3 separate regions of the Homo sapiens genome follow, and regions 2 and 3 are each linked to region 1. The links are chromatin loops, found by intact Hi-C in ENCODE. Cell type or tissue: chondrocyte. All regions are shown on one strand. Each heading gives the region's core, and the rest is flanking DNA. Links, peaks and the distances in the headings are about the cores only.

Region 1 (6,835 bases), core at 925-5,924:
TCTTGACTTTCATAAAGCTCACTGTTTTATCAACTCTATGCCTTCCACTGTAGTGACACAGTGGCACCCCTCCCCCGAGCCACATCACCTTTTTTTAAAGAAAGAGTCTTAATCCATCAGCCATGCTGGAGTGTAATGCGGCAATCATAGCTCACTGTAACCTGAAACTCCTGGGCTCAAGTGATTCTCCTGCTTCAGCCTCCCAAGTAGCTGAGTCTAAAGACATGAGACACTATATGTAGACACTACACTGGCCTAATTTTAATTTTTGAGGAGGTGGAGTCTTGATATGTTGCCTAGGCTGGTCTTGAACTCCTGACCCCAAGTGGTCATCCAGACTTGGCCTCCCAAAGTGCTAGGATTCCAGGCATGAGCCACTGTGTCTGGCTGGCACTTTAAAAAAAAAAATACAGTCCCCTTATACAATCAGAATTATTAGCACAATGAATAGTAAATGCTATGCAAATCTAAAATGACCAGAGGAGTGTCCCATTAGATAAACCACTCTACTATTTTTGCAGGAAGTCTCTTACCCACAGGCTATAATGGCTTATGTCAGCCCTGGGAGTAGAGACTGTTTACTTTATTATGTATGTACTGCCTAGGGATGGGGAGGCTGAAATTTAGACAGATTTCTCTACTTATCTCTAAGGCACCTCTGAGGCATTAAAGAACATTTGGGGAAGCTGAAATCCAGGAGCTACACCAGCAGCAGAAGTGGCCACTCCTCCAATCACCTGGCAGTCTTCCCAGGCAGAAGGTAGAAGATGCCTGGCCTCCTTGCCAGCACTCCTTCCTTGAGCATCCCAGTGGCCAAACCACCACCAGCCGACTCTACCCAAAGTGCCTGGTTGCAGGAGCCAGGCACTCAGGTGGGAAATACCTTGATTCTTTAAAACCTTTGATGCAAAGTTAGCTGCATTCTGTCACAAGGAAAATGCCATGCCAGGGACATATTTATATGACAATAAACTTTTAGTGCCTTAGAAAGTTGCTGAATAAAACTAAAATCAGAATAAAATTAATCAGATGCTAACATTTTGGAGAGCAGGTAAGTTTTCCTAGCTCTGTTAGTGGTTTCCTTCACTCCAGACCTATCTTCTGGCCTTCCGTGACAATGAAGCCCTTGGTAACATCATGCTTATTACCCCCGAATTAGCTGATGTATGAGGAGCTGTCACCGTTCCTTAGTATTCACATTAAAATCTCAGGGCGGAATGACCAGAGCATGCCGGGTGCTTTATGTGGCAGTCAAGGCAGCGAGGCTGCTGGAGGCTTTCAAGGGGAACTTTCCACCCGTGGGGCGTGGCGAGGCCTTTGTGTAACTGTGAACAGGGCAGAGGTCCCAGGCTGGGAGCGCGAAGGCCAGAAAGGTAAACTCAATCGGCATTTTAAAGCGCTTGCTCTAGTGATTGAGCACATAGCCCTCTAGAAGCAGCCCTACTTCGCCCTCCAAAGAGAATTTCGTGTTTCAAAAAAAAGTAACGATTTCCTCTGGGGAAGAGATCTGCAGTCCTGGGGTCCCTTTCTCCTGGTGCCAATGGTAGAGTTGGGGAGAAAGTTCCCGATAGAGAGCATAGGAGGAAATGCGCCAGCTGTGCTTGCCTTAGAGACATATGTGAGTTGAGCTCTCTCTCTCCTCTCTCTCTCTCTCTCTCTCTCTGTGTGTGTGTGTGTGTGTGTGTGTGTGTGTGTGTGTGTGTGTAGGTGGCGAGTGGAGAGGGTTAAGGCTGCTTCTTTGCTGGGGGGAAAAGAAAGGCAAAAGTGTGAGGATACACAGAGCAGGGAACGAGTGGAGTCCCCTCTCCACCGGGGCAGTGTGAGAACGGAGGGCGTGCAGTCAGGGGGTCCTAGGACTTGGGTGGGTGCTGCAGAAGTGACCAGGAGGGCTGACAGGGTGGAGATGCAATCATCAAGCTCCAAATCAATCATCCACCCCTTCAGAGTCCCTGTCCTCCATTAAGACAAAAAAATGTTTAAAACATATTGGGGGCAGAGGAAGAGTGAAGAGATTGGACCACGTTAGCTGCTTAGTCTAGTTCCCTCCTCCACAAGGCAATCGGATGACCCCAGGATCTCAATGTTTAGGAAAGTCGTAGGAGCCCTCACTGGGAGGCACATTTTTAGTCCAGAGGCACGACATTTGATGGTTTAATCTTCACACTACAAACTAGCCTTGGGACGTTATATAAACCATGTTAACCTCGATGTGCCTCAGTTTCCTCTTTGTCCCAGGAGAGTAACGCGTTCTCTGTCTTCACAGGGATGTGGTGCGGGTGAGACTCAATGCACTGTGCGAAAGCTCTCCCAAGCCAGCAAGCACCACGCTCTCCCCGCGGCAGGAAAGTACGTTGGTGTCATCCTAGAGCCCCAGAGGGCTGAGGGAAGACTCGAGCTCTAAAATTAGCCGCTTCCAGGCCCGGCGCCGGGAATGCCCTCCAGTTCGCCGCGCCTCCTCCGCCGCCCCCTCCCGCGCGCCCCCTCTCCCCTGCGCCACGCTCCTAGATCGCTAGTCATCCCCGCCGCCGAGGCTCCTCTCCCCCTCGCCCTTTTCGCTCGCGGTTTGGGAGGAGGAGACTGCGAGAGACAAGCGCGAGGGGGAGACTGGAGAGGGGCTTGGCCGTGCGTCGGCGTCGGCTGTGATGGGGAGCCCGGAGCAGCCAGGCGGCGAGCAGTAGCGGCGGCGGCTGCAGCTCGGAGCAGACAGGAGAGCCGGCGCTCCTCCCCGCAGGCTGCGCTGTGAACTGGCCTGCGGATTGGGATCTCGCGCCTCCCGTCCCTCTCCTCCCGCTGCTGTTCTCTTCATCTCGGCTCCCCTCCTCCGCTTGCGAACCCCCGGCGGCGGCGGCGGCGGCGTCCCGAGCGCAGAGCGCTTCTGCTCGCGGCCTCAGTCCCGGCTAGCGCGCGGTGGGCGCTGCGGCGGCAGCAGCCGGGGGACCGGCTCGCCCGGAGCAAGAGCGCCGAGCACCGGGTGAAGAAGACCACGGGGGAGGCGCCTCGTAGAGCCGTGGATCGCCAGCGGAGGCAAGGGTGCGTGGGGATTTGTAGCGTGATGATTTGGCTGCCTGGTGCACCGACTGGAGCGCGCCTGCCGGAGCACAGCCTCAGCTGCTGGGTGCAAATGGGCTGCGAGGTGGGCTGGGGAGGCGAGAGCCGACGAAGCGCGTGGGGGAAACTTTTCACCTTGTAAAGTTCCAACCTCCGCGCAGCCCCGAGCCGCCGTTGCTACCGCTGCAAACAGGAGAAGAGGGTGGCTTGGCCCCGCGGCGGGAGCCGGGAGGTTTACACGGAGAGTTGGCCAAGTTTGGGGCTGAGGATCTGGGGAGGGGTTGCGAGGGGGGTTGCGGATCAGTGCACCCATCCCCGGCTCCCAGCCGCCCCTGCAGGTGGATGAGAAGGTTCAGGTGGCGAGCCTGCTTGGCAGCCGGTGCCTCTCGGGCGCAGTGGGGGATGTTCAGATGCCGATGGATGATGCACTTAGGGGACCCCGAGGTGCAAGTTGGGTCATCGCTAGGCGAGGCGCGGCGCAGAGAGGGAGCCCAGCCTCCACTTTCGCTAGGAAAGGGAAAGGGTTACCAGTCTGCGGGTCCGTTCCCCACGCCTGACTCGGGCTTGCGGGGCTTGTGGTCAGGGTGAGATGTAGTGAACGGCGGCGGCGGCTCTTCGACTGGGGACGACATCCTTTACGGAGTGGTTGGGGACAGAGACTGTCCCTGCTATCTTGACAAGGAGAGGGAACCGGAATGCTTTGCGAGAGTGCATGATTTTTGGCGGGCGTGTGGGAAGGCTGCTTGTCTTTGAAAAGAAAGCAGCGCGGGTCTGACCATCCCCAGGAGTGCGGAGGAGCTGTCTCCGGATTGGGGGCGAGAACGCCAGGGGCACCAGCTCCGAGCTCAGGCCCCACTCCCGGGCGGTTCGGGACGAATCCCCTCTACAGGCCAGTGTGTGTGCAGGGCAAGTGTAGGGGGCTGAGGGGCGCTGGCGGGGAGGCAGTAGAGGTGGCCTGGACCATCTTGGCGCGGCGCGCGGTGAGCGCGAGGATTCCGCCAGTGGGAGTCGCTGAGCTAAAGTGCATCTGGCCCCCCGGCTTGCATGATGGCGAGCCCGGATATTTTTAGCTGTGCTGTGATCTGAATTCCCTCCTCTCCTCTCTCGTTGACTTTTGTCACATGTGCTTTCCGAGATGGTTTAACATTGAACATGATTGGGCTTTGCGGAAAGCAACTTTTATTCACTTTCCACCGTTCTCCTCTTGTGGGCGGGGGGTGGCGGGGGCGTGCTTGGGGCAAGGATGCAGGGGTGGCCGGAGTTTGGCTGCGAGCTAAGAGAGCCGCTTGGGTTGCTCGGGATGAGAGGAACAGGGGTGCTCCCGGGGTGTGGGTGTGCTGGCGGTGACATCCTGAGGCTGCAGCTCGCTGGAATAATGGGCTCAAACCAGGCGGTGGAGAGGGGTCCCCGGAATGGACGTCGGGGGCGGGGAGGCTGCGGAGACCCTGCGAGGTCTCCGTGAAGGACTAGGAGGGGCTCCCGGGAGGGAGTGGCGCCTGCGGCCCGGAGCGTGGGCGGCCGGTGGCTCTGGCACGCGGAATCTGGTGGACTCCTAGCGCCTCGGCCGGGAGCTCCAGCTCCATCCCGCCGCCGCCGCGCGCCCAATGGGACTCAGCTTCGGGTTTGGGCGAACCTGCAGCAGCCGCGGCGGGAGGGAGGGACGCTGGGACCGCGGTAATGATTGAAGTCTTTTTCCCCCCTCTCCCCTCCTCCCGCTCCTCTCCGCCCCCAGACTCTGGCGCGTTTGTTTTCCAAGTTGGATCCCACTTCCATTTACAAGTGTCAGACAAACCCGCGAGAACCTCCCCCAACCCGCCCCGGCCCCAGCCAGACTAGGGAGGGCGCCCAGGGGGAGGGGGCGAGCTGTCTGGGCAGTGCCTGGGGAGGTGCGACGCGCCCACCCGGGGCTTGAGCGGCTGGGGTTCCTGTGCGTGGGTCCTTAATGTTTAAAAGATACACATGAACAGCAACAAAACCCAAACCACTCGTGGCCACTTGTTTTCTGCCGCTTTTCTCCCACTTGCCTCGGACATATTAATTTTCTGGCCCCGACGCTAGTCTTTTCAAAGGCGAGTCCGGGGTAGTGGGAGGAAGGGGCGGGGGAGCAGGCCTACCAGTTCATCACGGTGGATTTGTGCTCCTGGCTTTGTTGCTAGGATTAGATTCTCTGATTGTGCCCAGGCTAAGTTAAAATAAAAGCAGAGAGACAGAGAAGCGGCCAGAAAGACTGCAGACGACTTTGCCTGGATCCAGGCGGCAAACTCAGGTGGTGGAAAGGGGAAGCCCGCCATCTAGGAATTGAGGACCGAGGTGCCCACATCTCAGTATCGATCAAACAGAGCCCAGATTTCTTCTCCACCAGCAGACACTGAACTTCTCTTCACATTTACTGAATGCTTGAATGATGTTCTGGTGTGACGTGGAGATTTGAATCTGAGAAGGAAAGGAAGGGAGGAGGGGATGGAGGAGAGAAGAGAGAAGAGATTTGAGAGACTGAGATTCTTCAGAATCCTAGAAATTGCACAAAGCCAACTGCTTCTGCTTTTTTTCTTTCTTCTTCTTTTTTTTTTTTTTCTTTATTCCTAAATTGGAGCAATTGAACAGTGAGAGAATAAGGAACAGCCAAGGAAACCAGGGCTCTAAGAGACAAAGACAAAAAAAAAGCATAATAACTTTAGCACTTTGATGTGCTTCTTATTTAATAGGGTTGGAGTGGGGGAAGTTTTTTTTATTTTTTTTTTAACATTTTACAAGGAGAAAAGTTGTCTCTTAGAATTAAACCGAATGTTGATATTCAATCATGAATCTCAGTTGTTGCCTTTTTGGAACTTGAACAATGAGTGATGCTGGGGCCAGTTTCTGTGCACAGTGCACTGGGATGAGAAAGTTCCCAGAACTGTCCAGTTATAATGTCTTCATATCATCTGAATCACACAGAGAACTCCACATGAAAGGCAGCTGGCTCAGAGATCAGAAATCAGTCAGCTGCTGGGCTGGCTCCATCTCTTGTGGCTGCAGGATTTTCACAGCCAGGGTTTGTTGACCAGCGACTGGCTCTCAAGCCTTTTAGAAATCTTTCTTTCAAATTTTATTTATTCTGGTCTCTGGCGGAGTCATTTTGGGGATTTTTTTAATAGGACCCAGTCTGTCTGTTAACTAGCAATTACAGTTGTGCTGAGCTACTCAAAAATGAAATGAGTAGCAATAAACAGTGGATACCCACTGACCTGTATGCTATACGGTTATTTTGCTAGCCCACAGCCTTTGTAAAGCTATGGCTCTTCAGGCTGCTCACAGAAGAACATTTTGATGTGTCAGGTTATGTTATCATCCCTGCTTTCTTCTTCATACGATCCTGAATGACCTTAGCTAATCTGGCTGATGAATTATGTCAAATAGAAAGAAGTAGGCAATTACCAGGCAGGAGAGGGTATTTAGTCATTACCAGCAGGTCTGAGGAGTGCTCCTGGTGGCTGTTGCGTTGTTATGCTATATTAATAGCTCACAAAGCATAAAGGACTATTGTGGCTTTATTTTACCAGTTGTGGCATTGGGGTATGGCATTCCTTCATAGCCCACATCTGTCCAGTTGCCTGGTGGGTTGGCTTTTTCCTCTAGGGCAAGAAGGAGAAAGATAGTAATGAGGATATTTGATTTTTTTTTCCATTGTGGGGTCATCCCCAGGTTTTTCTTTTTTTTCCTTCTGCAGGAGCCTTGAGTAGGGAATCATCTGATGGGAGCAGGTGGGCCTGTCCATTTGAATTGATTTCCTTTGATTGCTGAAGAA
Region 2 (6,835 bases), core at 625-5,624, 160 kb after region 1:
TAATCACTTTCCAAAGGCCCTACTTCCTAATATTATCACCTTGGGGGTTACGAATTCAACATAGGAAATTTGGGTGCACAAAACGTTCAGACAATAGCAGTGTTTTTCCCATTTAGATCTTTGGCCTTGTCATCATACCCCCTGCCACTCCTCTCTCCATATGCTTTCTGTAAGAAACACTTTTCCAACCTCTTTAAAAATATTCTGTTTTCCTCCTTCAGCTTGGAAAACCAAGTTTTAAGCTTGTTCCACAAGTGATTTTGTGCTTTATAATAAGTGAGTTATTTTACATATAGCACAAAGCACATTGCCTAGATTCTTATATATTTATTTCACTTTTCTCGATCCAAAATACATTCATAAATTTGAACCACAAAAGCATTAAAGTGTCAAACATTTCTGTATTTGCCAAGCCATAGCTTTGTTTCTCTTCTGGAAGGTAGCAGAAGTTACTTTTGATGGAGTTATCTTTTTTGACTGGACCAGGAAAAAGGCCCCCATGATGATGAGCAGGAAAGCATCTTTTCTATCTATACCAGGCAGTTCTAAGGTAAGCCAGACCAAAGCAGATGATTCTGTCCCTGCCTCCACCAAAATCACTGTTGGATTGTAGATGAGAAGACAAAATGACTTAAACCTTGGACTGGGACAATTCATTTTCTGACAGCTGGAGGCTCTTATGAACAAGTGAGACCAATATTTGTGGGTTATCTTGGATTTGGCGTACTCATCTCTTCACAGTCAGGAGCAGTCTTCAGAGATGTGATCAAAAACATCATTAAGTACTAGGGTGAAAAATCCATCTTTTTACATTTGGGTTTGAACTTTATGTTTGTCACTGTTTCAGAATTGCTGAAATTACTAGAACAGGGTCTTTGGAGTGGAAGAATTTTGGTTTCTTCATTCTATCCAAATAAGTACAGAAGAAGGTCAACAAGGAATCAGGCCATAGTCTGGAAGACTGATATCCCAGAGTGGCTGTGAGGTAGATGAGGTAAAAAATCAACCTAAAGGGACTGGTTAGGTTCTGAGCTGGAAGAATGTTTGGAGGAAGTAACCGTGAGAGACAGGATGGATAGTTCTCTTGCTTGATGATGTCGTTGAGTCAGAATGCCATCATGCAAACTGATTCGTGTGTGTGTGTGTGTGTGTGTGTGTGTGTGTGTGTGTTCAATGAAGGATAATTGATGTTACGTTTTATAACAGGGATTTTGTGTGAGGAAGGTTAAATTTGAAAACGAATGCGAATGTACTCACCACATGACTGAGTGTCTCCCACCTTCAAGATTCCCATTTGCAGTTGACCTTTGACATTCCTTGTGCCTCTTGCTAATGCTTGGAGTGAACACTTTGGACCTCGTATGTGAAATTCCACTTGCTCTGTGGTTCTCAGTGCTTTGTGGTCTTTAATCAGTTCTGTATGCCTGCCCTGTCTTCCTCTTCCAAGACAACAAGACTTGGCTGTCAGCTTGATCTGTCCATTGTAGTTTATACAGATGTTTCTTTTGTTTTTGTTTGAACGCCCTCAAAGAAACCATGTTGACTGTGCTCCATCACATGAGGCGGTGCCCATGTGTCCTTCATAGTAACACTGTGAGGCATAATTATCCACACTTCAGAGATAATACACAGCCAACACAATTTAGCTTGCTTTATAGAGCTGAGGCAAATCATTTCCCCTCACCCTCAGGCCAGCTCTCTAGTGAGAGATTACCTCTTGGTGACACTTCAGTCTTTGGTTTAGCAGCTAGAATTCTTTTATAGTTTGGGAAGGATATGGGATCACATTTCTATGAGTGGGTGCTGGAATATAGACTCCCATTTTTCACCCTTATACCCTCAGTTAACTTCTCTATGTGAGTGAGCTTCTGATGGGATAAAGTCTTTGGAGAAACCTTAGAATTCTGGTTTTGTTTTTGTTCTATTAAGGTCAAACTCACATAGTATAAAATTCCCCATTTTAAAGTGTACCTTTCAGTGGCATTTATTACATTCACAGTGTTGTACAACTACTACCTCTATTTAGTTCCAAAACATTTTCATCACCCTACCATCACCCATACCCATTAAACTATCACTCCTCATTCTGCCTCCCCTCATTCCCTGGCAATGACCAGTCTGTTTCCTCTCTTTTGTTTTTGTTTTTATAAGAATAGATTATAGCCATATTAAGAATGAGATGCAACTTGACTCATTTATCCAATGACTCATTTATCCAGATGTTAAAAGAGAAAGTAAGAACTTAGGCACTGGAACTTCTTTTATATTCTTATATATCTAGGAGTTGGGCCAGGTGCAGTGGCTCACGCCTGTAATCCCAGCGTTTAGGGAGGCCGAGGCAGGTGGATCACTTGAGGTCGGTCAGGAGTTTGAGTCTAGCCTAGCCAACATGGTGAAACCCTGTCTCTCCTAAAATACAAAAATTAGCTGGGTATGGTGGCATATACCTGTACTCCTAGCTACTTGGGAGGCTGAGGCATGAGAATTGCTCGAACATGGGAGGCGGAGGTTGCAATGAGCCAAGATCACGCCATTGCACTCTAGCCTGGGTGACAAGAGTGAAATCTTTTTTCACCACTTTTTTTTCACCACTCCTTCCATGTGGTGGGTGCATTCACATTTGTTTTCAAATTTAGCCTGTTGTAAAACGTAACATTAATTATCCTTCCTTCCGAAACACCTTTGATCTGACTTTTAAGAAATAAATAGATATATTTTTGTTTAAGCAGGTATATAGGTAGTTAAAATATAATTATTCAATTAACTTTTTCATTTTAAAATTTGGGATTTTTTGGTGAATTATATTAACAGTCCAGGAAAAATGAAAAAATTATTAATTACTATCCTATTTTAAGTACTTCCTTTTTTTCTTAAAGGGAAATATTTTTGAAATGTTGATTGAATATTTATGAGACGATGAGTGTACCAGGTGTTAAAAAGAAAATGAAGGAAATATGAGATGTCTTTTTCTCAAACATTGGTGGGTAGTTTTTGTCCTTTCAGCAGGATTTTTGCTTCAAGAGTTTTTGTTGGTTCTTCATTGCTGCATTAAAGTTACTTTCAGAGGGCTAAATCTCATAAAATGCCAGGATATCAAGGAGAAAATTGAACTCTGGCTCAAATCAATTGCATATTATGTTAGGAGAGAGAGACCTCATGAAAATGCTTCATGTTAAGGGGCAGGAGCTGGATTTTCCTTTGATTCCGGATTTTAATATCAACTGTCAGTATTTAATAGTAAAAAGACATGGCTTCACATGTATTTTTAATTTCCTCAAATTTGAAAGTTGCGTGAGTCTTAAACTGGCCCTTAGAAGTGGATTTCAGAATTGGTGTTTAAAATATAAAATTCACAGAAACTCCTAGTGGGGGGTCAGCTGGAGTGTCATTTTCAGGAATAAGCAATATCTATATTGTTTTTTGTTCAATATTTTGTACAGTTTTCATTTGGTAAATCTGGTTGTTATTAAAGTGACAAAGCTAATGGAATCACCTGCTGAGGCGCTGTCTCCCAGGAAGGCACCTCTAACAAAACCTTTCCTTTCCTGACGGGAGATCATTATGAGATCCTGCCTCGTAAGAGGGACCCCTAAAGGTAGATCTGGAACATTCCTCCATCCTACCTGAGTGTCACTTGGCTTTAATCCTTCTGCCACCATCTAGATACCCATCAGCCTCCAGCTTGGATTCCTTTCAAAAGATACTTAGAAAAAAAAGAAACAACTTTCAGGTTTTGCTAATCTTGAGATATCTACAGTTCTATGACTTTTTCCATGTGTGTATAGAGAAGGATGTGATTGTGTTCCAGTTCAATCTGTCTTAAAGAGTGGTCCGCATGGAGTCAGCAGGTATGGGTAGGCCAGGCTTCTGCCTTTTTAAAATTTTTATTTTCTTCAAATTTTATTTTAAGTTCATGGGTACATGTGTGGGATGTGCAGGTTTGTTACATAGGTAAATGTGTGCCATGGTGGTTTGCTGCACAGATCATTCCATGACCTAAGTATTAAGCTCAGCATCCATTCGCTATTCTTCCCGATGCTCTCCCTACCCCCAGCCCCTGCCTACAAGCCTCAGTGTGTGTCGTTCCCCACCATGTGTCCATGTGTTCTCATTGTTCACCTCCTGCTTATAAGTGAGAATATGCAGTGTTTGGTTTTTTGTTCCTGCATTAGTTTGCTAAGGATAATGGCTTCTAACTCCATTGATGTCCCTGCACAGGACATGATCTCGTTCCATTTTATGGCTGCATGGGATTCCATGGTATATATGTACCACATTTTCTTTATCCAGTCTGTCACTGATGGACGTTTAGGTTGAATCTATGTCCTTGCTATTGTGAATACTGCTGCAATGAACATACATGTGTGTGTATCTTTATAATAGAATGAATTATACTCCTTTGGGTATATACCCAGTAATGGGACTGCTGGGTCAGGCACCAGCATTCCAGATGATTCTAATGTAGGTGATGTGCAGACCACAGTTTAAGAACCACTGTTCTAGCCCCTGAAATCATTTTGGGCCTGATTTTGTCCCACAGTGTATTTGTTTTCCCTCCCAGTTTTGAAGCATGTGAACATTTGGCTAGAAGGCCATGACCTAATCCCAGCCATTAGGAAAAATGTTGATGGATACAAGAGTGAATCAGAGCCCTGAGGCAAGCCACTGGAGACTTCTCTCCAAGTTGACACTCTGCCTTATGAATACTGAAATTCAATCCGTTTTAAACCCCTTTCTTTGGCTTGTCATTTGGCCCACATTTTTCCTGTCTTATCCTCCAGGATCTCATGAGAGATTTTGTCAAATGCCTTGCTGACATCCAGATATGCCAGATTTGCAGAATTACCCTGATGTACCAGTTCAGCAAACACATTTCATTTTTTTTAAAAGGAAAGAATTAAAAAGAGTGAGAGAGAGAGAAAGGAAAATAAAATTTAAAAAGGAAAAGAAAAATGAGATTTAATTTGGTGTGATATTCCTTTTCCTGCTAATCCAAAGATATAAATTTGAACCCACAATTTTTTTTTTGGTTATTTCATCTGGAATCCTGAGATTATAGGATATATTTCACAGTAGTCTCTAAAGCTCAGCAAAGAAATCCATGTGGATTTTCCAGGGAGGTTTCCCCTCCCCAAAGGAACATGTGCAGACTTAAGTGTGGTAAGTCATTAATACTAGCCTCCTTCTTTGTGTGATGGGAAGCGGGTGGTCATTCACCCTCAAGCAGTGATTTTTTTTGGGAGCAGTGCAGAGAGGGGCATTTCCCTGTATAAATCTGAAGGCTTCAAAGTGGTCACTTCATACCATCTCATTTTGAGTCAGACCACCCTCACTACTGCTAAGAAGCCTTAATAAGTGTGTCTGTTCTTCTTGTGTATTGGAGAGGAAACAGGTAGAGAGTTGTTACCCTAAAGAGAAGGGAAAATTCTTTGAGCACATTTGAATGACAAAATTATATTTCTCATCGAGTTTCTTTTTAGAAAAAGGGAAGAAAATAGATGTGTCTTGGAATTCTGTCCATGAGACCACAGAAAAGAACTTTGACTCATAACTTCTTTAAGCAAATTCCTCCCCCAGCCCTTTGCCCCATGATGTGTTGATTCATTGTGAAAATCTAAAGCAAACCAAATTTCAGCACATACAGAAGCCAGAGTAGTCAGCATCAGGGAGATCATGCACTGCTATCATCCCTGGAAGACTGATGTTTCAAAGGCTCAGCTAATGTGCTTCCTGATGTACGGGTTAAAAAAGTGGGAGAAGCAAATTAATTACATTCAAAAGGAATTTAAAGGAGACTAATCAGTGCAGTGGAAGAGACCAGGAGCTGTTTACAGATGTGCCAAGATGTAGAGAAATCAGTATTGGCTTTGTCTGGAAGAAGGAGTGGGGCTCCTCTTCTCTAGCTAATTAAAGCAAGCTTATCTGTAAATTTAGTTATTCATAAAGCTTGCTTCCACGGAGCTGCTGTTTTTCTAATAGGATGGGAAGGCTGGGTTTCTGTAAATGTGGGTCAGTCATGTGATTAAGTGACCCAGATTTCCGCAGACAACCAAAAGAAAGAGCAGAGAGAGGATGTGCCAGCTCCTGACTGCACAGCACAGCATGGGCACACCTAATGCCTCCTCCCTATGCTAAAGGCAGAGATTGAATGTGAATGTTTTCACTTGAAAATTGCATCATAGTATTACTCCTATAAGAAAGCAGCACCAAGCATCAGCTCTTTCTATTTCTTTTCAATTACTTCTCTTTCTACAGTCAGGAAGAGACCTTTTAAGCATTTAAATTACGGTACATCTTTAAATGCTGTAGCTATGTTTGAGTTATCTGGCATCCCAGGAAATGGGCTGGTGTTTCCAAGTGTCCGTAGGTAGAGAGTCTAGAAGTGGACTCATGCTGATTTTATTTCATTTTTGAGACAGAGTCTTATTTTATTTTATTTATTTTTGAGACAGAATCTTGCTCTGTTGCCCAGGCTGGGGTGCAGTGTCACAATCTTGGCTCACTGCAGTCTCTGCCTCCTGGGTTCTAGCGATTCTCGTGCCTCAGCCTCCCAAGTAGCTGGGATTACAGGCGTGTACCACCACACCCAGCTAATTTTTATATTTTCAGAAGAGATGGAGTTTTGCCATGTTTGCCAGGCTGGTCTTGAACTCCTGGCCTGAGGTGATCCACCTGCCTCGGCCTACCAAAGTGCTGGGATTATAGACATCAGCCACTGCGCTTGGCTACCTCTTGCTGATTTTAGACACCTCATCTCATCAGCATTTTCTTATCTGTTTTTACATTTTCATTATAATGTAGCAACTATTTTCATTGCATGGTCAGCCAGTTTTTT
Region 3 (6,835 bases), core at 1,784-6,783, 660 kb after region 1:
CCAAAGACTTTCCTCTGGGGAAAACCTATAACCGATATATAGATTCACAGCTCTTTGTCTGCAATTCTACAATCCCAAAAGCTCTGAGAACTTAAAGGGTTTGGAGTATGTTAGTGGCAAACTAATTTGGTGGCAAAACCTGTTCAAAACTGTTTTGAGGCTCTTTCTACTCTTTATTTCTCTCATTTAGTGTGAATATCCATATGTTTCACTGCAGAAACACTGGTATTTTTGATTATGGGATACTACGGCCAGCACCAATTTCTGTGAGGGGGAGGAGTATTTTACATAATGTGAAAGATATGTGCTGCATGTCCTTGCTAAAACTGCACAATTTTAAATTCTGAGATGCATCTGCTCCCGCGGATTTGGAGTCCAGTACCTTTTCAATAGCATCTGTTATTCTTTCTCTTTCTCCTCCTCTCCTCTCCCACCTCAGTCTCTTCCTTTCCCCCAACCCAGGTAGGAAAGGAAGACCTGGGAGAGATTGGGTTGGGAGGAACACCTTAAGGCAAGGTGATGACTTGGGGACCACAGTGGCCACAGAAATGCCTAAATTAACTCCCCCTCCCCCCCCCCACCAACCATCTTTGTCCTGCTTCATCTGTACCCTTTAGGTGCATCGTTTTCTTTTAAAGATGTCTGTGTTTTCTCGAGTTCCCGTATACCAACGTGTGTGCACTGGTCCTGACGGTGGGGAGGGGCTTCTGTGTCGCCGCAGGTGTGAGGAGGACATCAATGAGTGCGAACGAGAGGAGTGTGAGAACGGAGGCTCCTGCGTGAACGTGTTCGGCTCCTTCCTCTGCAACTGCACGCCGGGCTACGTGGGCCAGTACTGCGGGCTGCGCCCCGTGGTGGTACCCAATATCCAGGCTGGCCACTCCTACGTGGGGAAGGAGGAGCTCATCGGCATCGCCGTGGTCCTCTTCGTCATCTTCATCCTGGTGGTTCTCTTCATAGTCTTCCGCAAGAAGGTCTTCCGCAAGAACTACTCCCGCAACAACATCACGCTAGTGCAGGACCCGGCCACCGCCGCCCTGCTTAACAAGAGCAATGGCATCCCGTTCCGGAACCTGCGCGGCAGTGGGGACGGCCGCAACGTCTACCAGGAGGTGGGGCCCCCGCAGGTCCCCGTGCGCCCCATGGCCTACACACCCTGCTTCCAGAGTGACTCCAGGAGCAACCTGGATAAGATCGTGGACGGGCTGGGAGGCGAGCACCAGGAAATGACCACGTTTCACCCTGAGTCGCCCCGCATCCTGACAGCCCGGCGGGGCGTGGTCGTGTGCAGTGTGGCCCCCAACCTCCCCGCCGTGTCACCCTGCCGCTCCGACTGCGACTCCATCCGGAAGAATGGCTGGGACGCGGGAACTGAGAGTGAGTAGGAAGTGGTAATGCTCACCCCTCGGTGCTTACAGGGAACCTGCAGGGGCGCTGTGCGAGGACGCTACGGGAAGGGAGAGAGACCCCGCATGCAGAGCATTCGCTATGACATGTGCTGATGTCGAATGTGCACACCAGCTCTGGAAAATTGTCCTGGTTCTGGTTCCCATTTACAGATGGGAGAAATGAAGCTCAGAGAGGGTAACATCATGAGCCCAAGGTGAGGCAGCTAGTAAGAGGCAGTCAGTACCCCAACTCAAGTCTTCCAGGCTCCAAAACCCATCCTCTTCTCACAATAGCGGGCCACTGGTCAAAGTGCAAAAGAAAAGAAGAAAGTATACTAGTTATTGTGTATAAATTATAATAGTGTGTGTGTGTCTGGGCCTATGTACAAAGTGCAAAAAGCCACTTGAGTGATGTCCAGAAGTGTGCTCTGGAAGGCTGGAAGAAGAGAGTATTTCCAGTCTTAGAATGAAGACTTGAGAGAAGCAGAGGGACACTTCAATTGGACCATGATGAGTTAAAGAGTCTGGGGAAAGGAGGATATTCCACCGTAGGGGGACCCATGTGATCAGAAGAAAAGCAAGTCATTTCTTCTTGGCTGGAATGTAGAGACCATGAAACAAGAGGGGGATCCACAAGGCAGAAAGGTGGTCTGGGCCAGATGGAGGTGTTTGCCTCTTCACTTGGCCTCACACAGCAACATTCTAGGCACAGGGAAGAGCCACAGGTGCAAAAGTCCTGGGGTGGGAAGGAGCTTGGTGTGTAGAAGAACACAGAGGAGGTCGGTGCAGTTGGAGCTTGCTGAGCACCAGAGAACGGATACATTTTAACAGCAGCACTATTGCAGGTTTTTAAGTAAGTGACTGGCATGATAATTTACATTTTTTAAAGCTGGCTCTGGCTGATCCTAGGAGAAGAAATTGAACAGGCTTTCTTCCCAAAAAGGGAAGAAAGCAGAGGGCCAGTAAGGTACTCTCTGTGAACATCTCTGTGAGAGATTGTTTTCCCTGCTGTAGTGTCCATCACAAGGAGACTAAAGGAAGCTTTGCTGTAACCTATAACTTCATCAGGACAAATGGCTTTGTATCGCAGTAGCAGCTGTGTCCTAGGTAGCCTAGAAGGCTATGGTTATAGCACTGTGGCATATGCTGAGGGAGAAGGAGGAAACAGGAAGTTTTCAGATGGAGCTAGAGACCATGGGCAGCCAGGGAGATAAAGGTTTTCTTCATGGAGGAAGGGGATATTCCTACTGATATCTTTAAGCATGAGTAAGATTTCAGTAGGACACTTTGGAGATGCCCTCCCAGGAACAGGAAGCAGCTCAGTGTAGAGGACAAGTAAAGGGTTACCCGAGAGATGTCTGGCTCTGTTGTTCAGGTGAGAGGTCAAGGTTAGAAGTGAAAGTTTGAACAACATCTGCATGTAGGATGGTGGACTCTGTAGGAGGGTGAACTCACCAAGGGAACAAGAACAGAGAGGATGGTCAAACCAGGCCTCCAAAAGAACCCTGGAGATGACTACATGTGGGCTTTGGGCAGAAGGGGAGAAGCCAGGCAAGGAGACAAACACTTGCCAACAAAGAAAGAGGAGGGAAAAGGAGAGGACCCTTGTGCAGAAGCCAAGAGAATGTCAGTAAGGTCATCAGTGTTGAATGCTGTGAAACCGCCAAGGAGGACACAGGCTAAAATAGATGTATAGTGAGCCTGATGACGAGAGGAGTCAGCATCTCAAGAGCTTCTCAGTAGAGCCATCAAGGCAGAAGCCAGAATGCAAGGGTTGAGAACCAAGAGGTTTGATGAGAAAGTCAGGGCAGCAGGTGAATGTGAAGCACACTGCTGTGTGTTGCATCATCTCCTTAAACCATCATAGTGCCCCCATGTTGGTACCATTACCAGGCCATCATTCCACGGAGGAAAAAACTCCCTTCAATGGGTGAAATACGCACCTGAAGGCACCTAACTAGCAAAAGGAGAAGTTAGGATTAAAACCTGTGCTCTTACCAGCACTGTTCTTGGGAGCTTTGGCAGGAAGGAGGGTGAGCGGTATTAGAGGAAGAGGATTTCTTGGTGATAACAGAGGGCCAAGAATGAATTCTTTCTATTCTAGTGCTGCCCCAACTTGCTATCTGCTGATTGTCTTTCTGTAGACACATGTATTTTAAGCAGTTGCCCTTGAATTTCAGCCATAAATATACTCCCTCTCAAATTATCTGTTGAGTTAGACTCCACTATAATCTTGCCAATCCACTAGCTAATAGGCTCTTTTTTATTTAGCAATAAAAAAGGGGGGAGTTAATAAATGAAGGAGTGGAGAAAGGAGTTTTATGCTCAGCACTTCATTCACCAGAGTGGATTATTTGTCATTTCCTTCCTTGTGTTCAGGGCTAAGCTTGTGCACACCTTGTGGTTTTCTGAAGCTCATCGTCATATTTTCTGCAACATGGCTGTTAGGAGGTGAATGTCTCCCTGGCATATCTCTCCACTTACATCGGTCGTTTAGCCAACTCCTGTGGCCTCAGCCTCTGACAGCAGATGCAGAGCCACCATGCCTGTTCCTGACACCACCCTTTTTGGAAGAAACGTGATTTCTGTGGCCACGGAGAGGAACAAATGTTCCTTTAATCACAAGTCTGTATCTCTTTGTACCATTGCGTTACATGATGATTTGCAGCTCTTCCTGGTGATCACTGCCCTCACTCCTTGCTGATGTGACAGCTTTATTTCCAGAATTCACCTCAGGCCAAAACTCACATTTCCCCCCAAAGTATTGTTGGGTTGTATTGAATACATTTCCTTCTTTGTTAAGCAAGGCAGAGTTAGCTGGTGAGACAATTTCTGGGCTACTAATTCATTTTGCACTTGGCAACCTCAAGATATAGGCTGTTTTTATTGCTTCCTTTAGTCCATCAAATAAGAAAGTAGCCCTGGTGTGTGTGTGTGTGTGTGTGTGCACGCATGTGCATCTGTGTGTTTCTGACTGTCTTTGTACGGTAAAGAAGGAGGACATATGTGGTTAAGGGCATATCCACACCACTGCCAGCCCTCCTACCTGACACAGGGTGCAGAACATGGTCACTCCCAAAAATGATACAATGCTGCCCTCTAGGAGGCAAAGCTGAAAATTCCACTTACTGTCCAGAGATGGAAGTTAGGATAAATGTAAAGGCATTCTTGCCTATAAAATATTTATACCCCATTTTAAAAGTTATCTCATTTAACCTGGTGTTGACACCTCATCAGTTCATGTAAATGATGTAAATTAACTCTGAATGGCAAAGAGCAATGCAGCCACTTCATCCTCATTTCACTCTTCACTCAGTTGCTTCACTTCGAGGAAGAAACAGCCACTTTTGGCTGTCAGCTGTTTGGAAGCTCATTTACTATGGGCTAAGGGTTTCGAATCCATAATGTAAATCACTTGATTGACAGAACTTTGCCCCCAGTGGCACAGTCAATTTTCTACTGTGGAGCTAAATTATTTTCTCTAAGCAAATGAAAGTGCCTCGAGAAGTGAACTAGCTGAGAGGGGTGGGTGGGACTGGAAATAGGCACAAGGTAACCAGTGTAATTTCTGCTTTCTCTTTCACTGTCCATGAAGACAAAGGGGTTGATGACCCGGGAGAAGTGACCTGCTTTGCAGGTAGTAATAAAGGCAGCAACTCTGAAGTTCAGTCCCTCAGCTCCTTCCAGTCAGATTCTGGTGACGACAATGGTAAGAAGTCATCAGATTTGTTCGGAGCGGGTGGGTTCTGCTTCCTGTTCTGGAAGACCATGGTTGGGAGGAGGGTGGTGCAACTGGCTTTGTTTCTCAACCTGTTCATGGGCTTTTGAGCGTGTTCACCAGGTCCCTGGTTTACTCCATTGTTGGGTGTCATTGCCAAAGGAGCCCCCATTGAGCTGTAGCTGTGAGCAGGCCCAGAGATCTGTATCAGGGGTTGATGTAGTTACCCTGGGCCTCCAGTAGTGAGTCCTCTTTTATTTGGTTTGTGGTGGAACTACTTCATCCCAAATGATATTCTCTAGCAGACAGAGTAATTTCTTTCTTTTTTTATTTTACCAATGATCTCTTCCCTCTTCACTGTACATCCAACATCCCCGTCATTAGAAATTAGTTCAGAGACAAAAACCTTCTTATAGAACCAGTGGAATCTTCATTCAATTGAATCCCCCTTGTAATCATTTGGGTTATGGGCTGTTGGAGAATTTATTAAAAACTGTGAAGCAGCTCCTTAGAAAAATGCACATACACCCAAAATGTTGCATGCAATTTCTCGTGGTTCACAGACTTTGTTGACACTCCAAAGCTGCTACCTCTACCTCTTGTGAACTTATGCTTATGGAGAGGGTGCTAATGTTGGACTGGGTTTTCTGAGCTGAGGAACCAGCTTCGGAGGATGGGTTGTTCTCCCCAGGGCAGGGGAGGGAAGCAGGAACAGTCATAAAACAGTGAGTGTTTTCAACGTGCTGGGTAAACTAAGAATAATTTCAAACAGTCATCCACAGAGACAAGCAGCCTTACCTTAGGTCATTTTCCCATTTGTCAGCAACTAGCAACAAATGGATACTTATTAATTTATGTAATCATTCAATCTATAAATCCTTGCTGAATTTTTTGCATGTGCTGAGTCCTTTTCCCAGAGTACAAAATGAGAAAGGCATAGCCCTTGTCTTCAAGGCAAATACAGAAACAGGTGAGCTCCAAGACCATAGAAGCAATCATGGAAGTAAAAGAGCCTATTTTCATCACCACTTTCAAATGATGGCACTTCTGAGAAGTGCAGATGCCTTCAGTGTATCTATCTACTGGGACAACAAATCACCTAACAGTGGACTTTTTCTGACCATTATCGGAAGGTCAAAGACACACTCCCAGATCTGTCTGCCTTGATGTATCCTCTTTTCCTCCTCCCTAGCCAGAAGAAAAGCTGTGGCTAGTTTGCACTTTATATAGAAATACCTAAGAATATAGAGTCCAGAGTCCAGGCAGCAGCTCCAACAATGATGCCTGGTTAACTGTTCTCATGGGCTCTGCTGTGTGCACCCTGAGGATCACACTCTTGCCCTTTTAGGGTTAACCTTCCAAGTTGGTCCCAAATGAGGCAGGTGGTGTTAGGAACTTTCATCAAATTGGTTTTAAGCCTGATCACCTCTCCACAAGCCTTTGTACTGAGCATTAAGGCAACCCATATAGACCACAGATATCTCCTTCTCTATTCTAATTATTCGAGAGGCCAAATGCTGACTTCTGTCCACACTTTACTGGTGGGAGCTAGGCCTTGGGTCGTTCTGGGCTGTCAGTGGCATTATGTGACCGTGAAGCCATCAACCCTGCAAAGGTTATCCTCTATCACTGGCATTTGGTTCAGAGCAGCATGACTGACCAACAAATAATTATCCCCGGAAATAGTGAGGTCTTCCTCTGAGAGCCTTTGGGAGTTGTTAACGATAAA

Evidence for each region. Hi-C counts contacts between places; a loop is a spot of excess contacts. Peaks named below come from ENCODE experiments on the same cell type or tissue, not always from the same donor. Only the 100,000 strongest peaks of a DNase experiment are listed, where the experiment ranks them.
Region 2: it touches region 1 in a loop (2.9-fold over the local background); 6 of 110 quality-filtered maps call a loop at or near these places.
Region 3: a loop joins it to region 1, with 3 times the contacts of the local background. A loop is called at or near these places in 40 of 110 quality-filtered maps.

Annotation. Positions count from the first base shown.
Region 1 is chr11:92,222,145-92,228,979 of GRCh38, forward strand. It overlaps FAT3 (FAT atypical cadherin 3), which reads left to right and starts at 2,674. Exons shown (of 28, transcript NM_001367949.2): 1 at 2,674-3,030. RefSeq lists an enhancer at 4,233-5,090. In chondrocyte, for the core only: CTCF peaks have their summits at 2,603, 2,805 and 4,033; DNase peaks (open chromatin) are centred at 2,517, 2,757, 3,337, 4,537 and 4 weaker places.
Region 2 is chr11:92,378,941-92,385,775 of GRCh38, forward strand. All of the region lies in intron 2 of FAT3 (FAT atypical cadherin 3), which reads left to right. Among named protein-coding and RNA genes, the nearest start is that of FAT3, 160 kb to the left of the region's middle. In chondrocyte, for the core only: no CTCF peak of the experiment used is centred there; no DNase peak of the experiment used is centred there.
Region 3 is chr11:92,882,017-92,888,851 of GRCh38, forward strand. FAT3 (FAT atypical cadherin 3) reads left to right here. Exons shown (of 28, transcript NM_001367949.2): 24 at 722-1,377; 25 at 4,984-5,097. Among named protein-coding and RNA genes, the nearest start is that of LINC02746, 30 kb to the right of the region's middle. RefSeq lists a silencer at 4,347-4,641 and an enhancer at 6,468-6,835. In chondrocyte, for the core only: CTCF peaks have their summits at 4,482 and 4,685; no DNase peak of the experiment used is centred there.